Regions from separate parts of the Homo sapiens genome. Here region 2 is linked to region 1. Evidence: chromatin contacts called from ENCODE Hi-C or POLR2A ChIA-PET data. All regions are on one chromosome and are shown on one strand. Each heading gives the region's core, a stretch centred on a gene start or an enhancer-like site at or near the end of the contact. The rest is flanking DNA. Distances are from core to core; before and after follow the strand shown.

Region 1 (3,405 bases), core at 361-2,860:
CGCCACTCAACGCCAGCCTGGGCGACAGAGCGAGACTCCATCTCAAAAAAAAAAAGAAAAAAGAAAGAAATTCCTAGTGTCCAAGGAACTGAGAAGTTACTGAATGTTAGGAGTGGTCAATACTGTTATCCTGAGAACCCTAAAAGAACAGTTTCACAAATACAGAATATACCAGAGACTACCTCCAGCATAGCATCTGCACTTATAAAACCCCCCCCAGCCCTGAGCTACCACATCCAGTTATGAAGAAGCCAGGTGTCACAAGCCATTTACCAATCAAAACGCAGCAGGTCAGGCATCTGCTTTCCCTCTTTCTTCAGTGTACCTCTTTTGCCTTCTTCCTATTCTCTTTAACTTTTTGTTTCTTTCTATCTCATTGCTCTTCTCATTAGTCTGTCAATTACAAGACTTTTCAAAGCCAATCATTTCTATATGAGGACGAACATAATCCACACTAGTACCCAATTTTATTATGGGAGACGATACCTTTCTTGATCCTTCTGCCCAATTATCAAGCTATCTTATGTCCCAGAGATTTTTAAACTTGCCAAATAATTCCAACATGTGCCTCCTGGTCCCCAAAGCACCCTCTGCCAGATTTACCTTCCACCACTCACTTCCCTCCACACCAACCACCCTTTCCCCACCAAAACTTAACCTCTAGTTAGTCCCTTACAGTCTAAGTCCTTTGCTCTTGGCGGTCTTACTACATAGAAGGCTCTTTAAACTCTCTCCACCTGTCAACAAACTCTAATTGATCTTTAAAAAACACTTCATCTGGTGACAAAGAGAAAAAAGTTCGTGGCTGCACACTGGATGTCTCAAGGGCTGAGATGAGAGGTGCGGAATCAAAATAAGCCACGAGAAAACGGGCACTGAGGGCTCTGAGAGAAAGAAGGGGTTGGAACAACTTCCCCTACTTAACAGTTCCGTCCTGGATTAAATCAGCTGTCGAGCATAGAAAGAAACCGCGACCTGTGTCGGCCTCAATTTCCCCCTCACGCCCTCACCTTCTGCTTTCTCCACATCTTCGCAGAGAAGCCCACGCGCACCCAGAAACACACACCATTCAGCCTCAGTCCTCATGGGTACTCCCAAGCCCCCAGAAAGAGAGAGGAGAATGCTCATCCCTCTCCCAGCCTTTCTCAAAGGCCCAACCCGATGCAGCAAGCCTCGAGCCGCCGTCCCTCGAAACTCCTGCTGGCAGGACGCCAGCGACGCTCACCCAGGGCAGCCCTCCCGCGGCCGTCCGGGAACCGCTATCCCCAGGACACAACGCGAAAGCTCGACTGAGGTCCCGTCCCGCCAGGCCTCCGTGGATTCCGGACCCCGACCCCCCGGGTCACTTTGTCACCGATTTCTGCGCGCCAGAATCTCTGCAGGGGGAGACGCGGACCTCCCGCTCTTTTCAGCTCCTGTGAAGCCTCAGGCGCCCTCTCCCGCGGAGACTCACCTCTTGCTGAGCGGCCGGACCCGCACGGCGACCTGCACGTTCGCCATCCGTCTGCCACAACCCAAGTCCAGCGGGTCAGCTCAGCGGCAGCATCCCAGGCCCCCGCCCTAAGCCCAGACACAGCCCCAACCCAGCCCCGCCCGCCCCACGCGCCTCTGGGGACGCCGCCGCGCGGACGCGAGCTGCCGCCCGAGCGGGGCGGTGCCTGCCTAGCTTCGGCCAATCCTGAGCCCGGTGGGCGGGAGAACTCCCGGCCCCGCCTCCCCTCAATCCTCCTTAAAGCCTCCTGACTCGCCCCCGCCCAAACACGCGCCGCAGCCAGAGCAGGCGGGCCCGTGTGGACGTTCGGCCAGTCCTTAGCCTGGTGGGCGGGAGGATGCCAGGGCTCGCTCCGCCTCGTTCCATCCGAAGCCTCCCGGGTCGCCCCCGCCCAAACACGCGCTGCATCCCGAGCTGGGTGGTGCCCGCCGAGCCTTGGCTAGTCGGTGGGCGGGAGGACGCCCGGGCTCGCCCCGCCTCGCTCCGCCCTACAGCCTCTTGGGACGCCCCCACCCATGCGCGTGCCGCACCGGGCCCAGCAGTGCCGGCCCAGCTTCAGCCAATCCTGAGCCGAGTGGGCCGCGAGGACTCAGTGCTAAGTCTGTTGTTCCTGGCCCCGCTTACCCAGAAATAGTTTTTGTTCCTCGACTAGGTGTCCGTGCTATGTAAAGTCAAGTAAATCAACTTTTGGTCCGAAAGTTTGCAAAGTAATTTGCTAAATACTTTTATTCTCTGCGTTCGCTTGAACTGTCAATTCTGTGGTTAAATTTTCGAGGCAGGCCGGGTGCAGTGGCTCACGTCTGTAATCCCAGCACTTTGGGAGGCTGAAGCGAGATCACCTGAGGTCAGGGGTTCGAGTTCAGCCTGACCAACCTGGTGAAACCCCGTCTGTACTCAAAATACGAAAATTAGCCGGGCCTGTTGGCGTGCGCCTGTAATTCCAGCTACCCGGGAGGCTGAGGCAGGAGAATTACTTGAACCCTGGAGGCGGAGGCTGCAGTGAGCCTGGATCGCGCCACTGTACTTCAGCCTGGGCGACAGAGCAAAACCCTGTCTAAAAAAAATAAAATAAAAAAATAGAAGGCAGTCCCTTACTGGCAAGGTACTTCCTGACATCAGGGACAAAGCATAGATGGAACCAATTCAGATAAAGGGTTATTGTCCAGGTCTTCTTGTACAACCAAAAGACAGGTGGCTGGTGTTTATCTTTTCCCTTCAAGGCTTGAGGGTTAGCAGCCATATAGATAAGGGCAGTGCTGATCATAAACCCAACTGCATTTGCACAAAATATTAGCGTATCCCTTCCTGCCTTAAATCCTGGTGCTTGCTTCTCTTCCTTACTAATAAATGTCCTTTGTGGCATTTATTTTTCCAGAATAGGGAACTTGCATATGCACCGAAAAGCTGTTCAGGCAGATACCCTTTCTTCTCAATTATTTCCTTAATGGTGTCTAGGAACTCATTTGCTCCCTCTTGGTCAGCAGAAGCTGCTTCTCTTGTTATCTTGACATATTTTAAACCAAACCTTTCCAAATTTATCAAATCATCCCTTACTGGCATAAAATTGTTTGGATCCTTCACCTTCCTTTTGCTTCAAGTTGTCATATAATGACTTTGCTTGTTCTCAAATCATATTAAGAGTATATAGGTATATAGATAGGTATGTTTTCCTTTTTTTTTTTTTTTTTTTTTTTTTTTTTTTTGAGATGTTGTCTCACTCTGTCGCCCAGGCTGGAGTGCAGTGGCGCGATCTTGGCTTACTGCAACCTTCAACTCTCTGGTTCAAGCAATTCCCCTGCCTCAGCCTCCCGAGTAGCTGGGATTACAGGCGTGTGCCACCACACCCAGCTAATTTTTTTGTATTTTTAGTAGAGACGGGGTTTCACCATGTTGGCCAGAATGGTCTTGAACTC
Region 2 (3,207 bases), core at 360-2,859, 1.2 Mb before region 1:
CCCCTCAAAGCTAACAGCATGATTATATAATTGGGAAGAGTTGTTCCTAAGAGAGAACATGAGTTCCAGAGATGTATAAGAACTATCTATATGTGTAATCTGTACTGCCAGTTAGCCCCAGAAATGCCCTGGACACAAAATCTGTCCAAGCTGCAAACAAAATTTGCCATCTCTAGCACATCATTCTGATTCAGGTGGTCTTTACTACAGGACTTTTTTCGTGTAACCCTTAGCAAGTTGTTTGAGGCTAAGAAGGGAAGACCTGAGTCTGAAGCAAATAAAAGTTATACACAACTTTTACTGACATTTTTGAACACGGATAGTATTAAACCAAGGGTCACTGTGCCAGGAGGGGAAAAATTAAGTACTGTAATTATATATATTGAATTATATATAGAGAGCTATCCCCAGGATAAAGGAATCACTGTTTACTCTGGTAATGATCTGGAGGTTTAAAAACACACACACACACAAATAAAAAAAAAAAACAAACACTCAAGTTGACTGGGCCAGAAATCTTATTTGCTCTTCCTTCTCCCCAACAGTTTTTTATTTCGAGTTAGTTCTATCTAAGGAATTTACACCCTTGATCACTTAAGTCACCCTAAAGTGGAGTATGTAATCAATATTGGTTATTTTCTCATTGGAGTCTTTTTTGACATTTTAAAGAAATGCTATTTAAAACAGACAATATGGACAGATTCTGATGGAATTATTCTTGTTCACGTACTCCTTTCGTTTGGACAGAGGTATCTGCCGGTACTGAGATGTAAGTGATCAGCTGAAGGGAGAAACTGTACACCATGTGACGGACAAATTACCTGCCTCAAGAAAGCACTTACGACCATTCTGCAGCCACTCAGTGACCTTGGCTAGAAACCAATGGCTGTGCGGCGTGAGGTAAGATGAAAGGAAATACCCTAGGGATCCAGGACTTCTGCATTTGGTGAAACGTCCGCTTCCACTACAAGGCTTTGGGATGCCTAGTCTGTAGACTGGAGGAGCATTAATACTGACTCACGCAGAAAAGATATAGCTACATATTGGACTGGGGGAAGGGGTGGCAAAACCCTCTGCAAATAGGAAGTGCCACAAGAGCACCGAGATAAGGATGAGGCCCTGCGTGAGCGCAGCCTTCGGGTTTTCCTTGGGCCGATCAGCACCGACTCCCCCGCTCTCGGCGAGGCGCCTCCAGCTCCCGGGAATGAGAAATGTGCCCGCCGCAGCAGGGGCCCACAGGAATGAAGGGCCCCGGCGCTGCGTAGGCCCAACAGTTCCCCGCGCTCTCGCCCCCGGCCCAGCCCCGCCTTTCTTCCCCCGCCTCGGCAGAATGGACTCACCAGGGGGCGAAGAACTCGACGAGCATGAGGCCCGCAGAGCCCGTGTCGGAGATGCGACTCTCGAAGTTGTCGTCCGTGAGTTCTAGCACGTCGGAGGCAGCGGCGAGGCGGGCCGCGGCAAGAAGCAGCGCCACACCCGGGAACAGCGCTAGGCGGCGGAGGCGCATGGCGGCGAGGTGGGGTGGGGACGGCCGGAAGGGTCGCGGCTCGGCTGGGACTGCGGAGGTCGGGCGCGCGACCACTAACCCGCTGCTTGCGCTCGCGCGTCTGGCCCAGGCGGACCTGCAGCCGGAGGTCCCAACCCCCAAACCCGGCTTGGGCCGCTGTGTGGCAGCCGCTGATTGGCTGCGCGTCGCCTTCGTCGGGCGGGCGGGACCAACTCGTTACCGCCGAGTGGCCGGAGCGCGGGGCGGGGCCGAGGCGGCGAGTGTCTGGGCGAGCGTGGCTGGGCCCGGTCCTGGGCTGGGGGCAGGGGCTAGGGCCGGGTCCCGGGGTGAGCCGAAACCTGGGGGTCGGGCGGGGCGGGAAATGGGGCGCAGTGAGGCTGGGAGCCGGCCCTGAGCTCGTCCTGCGTAGGGGTAGCCGGGCTCAGGGGGCGCCTGAGCTGGAGGTGGAAGCGTGAAGTCAGGACTGAGTGGGCGAAGAGAACCTGGGCTGAGGTGAGGCCCAGAAGCGAGAATGGAGGAGAGAAGGAGCTAGCCCCCGAAGGAGTGTTGGAGTGGACACACTTGGGACGGGACCCATTTTCAAAATGTCAGGCTTTGGCATTTTGTCCAATTTCTCTTCACTTGGTTTCTCTTGCGTGGGCAGGCCAAGCCCTCCCCCAACTCCACCTCATTGCCCGATTCTCTCAGGCCCAGGTGGGACCCAGGTTCTTCTTTGTCCAGCCCCGGGCCCCTGCCCTTGTGGCTGCTCCTTTTTTATTGAGTTTCTTGTTTTGTTTTGTTTTGTTTTGTCTGAGATGCCGTCTTGCTCTGTCCCCCACGCTGGAGTGCAGTGGCGCGATCTCCGCTCACTGCAAGCTCTGCCTCCCGGGTTCACGCCATTCTCCTGCCTCAGCTTCCCGAGTAGCTGGGCCTACAGGCGCCCGCCACCACGCCCGGCTAATTTTTTGTATTTTTAGTAGAGACCGGGTTTCACCGTGTTAGCCAGGATGGTCTCTATCTCCTGACCTCGTGATCCGCTCGCCTCGGCATTCCAAAGTGCTGGAATTACAGGCGTGAGCCACCACGCCCGGACTTTTTTTTTTTTTTTTTTTTTTTTTAATGAGCTTTTAATTGGTAGTGCCGTCACAAAGTGAAGATGCCTGGCCACTTGGTCGACTGCTCAATGTCTTTACCACTCTTAGCCCCTTTTGTTTCAAAAAACCCTGAGTCTTAGTAGAATGTTTGTTCTGCCCAACTGCTCCTAGTTCGTAGATGTGGGTACATTAAGGAATCTTAAGGGCAAAGAGGGTGGGGAGGAGGGGACAGAAAACCTGTAATCCTTGGTGCAGCTCCAAGAATGAAATGACACTTGATGCTTACATTTTCTTAGCAGACATGGCCGCTTACCAACAAGAAGGGCAGATGCAGCTTCCCCGAGCTGATGCCATTCGTTCACGTCTCATCGATACTTTCTCTCTCATCGAGCATTTGCAAGGCTTGAGCCAAGCTGTGCTGCGACACACTATCAGGAGTTACTTGGTCAGCAGCCTATTTCTTCACTAATTTAAATTTAAGACTCCTATCCACATCCTCTACATTTAAGAGTGGAAAATTCTGGGGAGGCCGGTTTAGTTGCTGGTTTACCAAACTTGATAAATCAAGGGCTTGTAAATAAAACTAAGGAGATAGAATCCACGTCTTTCACTTTTAGGCCTAGGATA

What was found. Hi-C counts contacts between places; a loop is a spot of excess contacts on that map. ChIA-PET counts read pairs that join two places held with the same protein, here RNA polymerase II (POLR2A). Pooled maps may share reads with other maps.
Region 2: a loop to region 1 is called in a map of naive thymus-derived CD4-positive, alpha-beta T cell, with 12 times the contacts of the local background. The contact joins the promoter of PDIA3 here to the promoter of STARD9 in region 1. A Hi-C loop is called at or near these places in 1 of 168 maps with a recorded cell type or tissue (naive thymus-derived CD4-positive, alpha-beta T cell) and 9 of 50 pooled maps. POLR2A ChIA-PET finds 5 or more read pairs at or near these places in 2 of 52 experiments (Panc1 and activated B cell).

The regions. Positions count from the first base shown.
Region 1 is chr15:42,573,811-42,577,215 of GRCh38, reverse strand. It overlaps STARD9 (StAR related lipid transfer domain containing 9), which reads right to left and starts at 1,610. Exons shown (of 33, transcript NM_020759.3): 1 at 1,454-1,610. The coding sequence starts at 1,500. RefSeq lists a silencer at 1,473-2,102.
Region 2 is chr15:43,744,840-43,748,046 of GRCh38, reverse strand. PDIA3 (protein disulfide isomerase family A member 3) reads right to left here and starts at 1,609. Exons shown (of 13, transcript NM_005313.5): 1 at 1,341-1,609. The coding sequence starts at 1,507. It also overlaps the pseudogene CATSPER2P1. RefSeq lists enhancers at 984-1,033, 1,044-1,093 and a silencer at 1,594-1,893.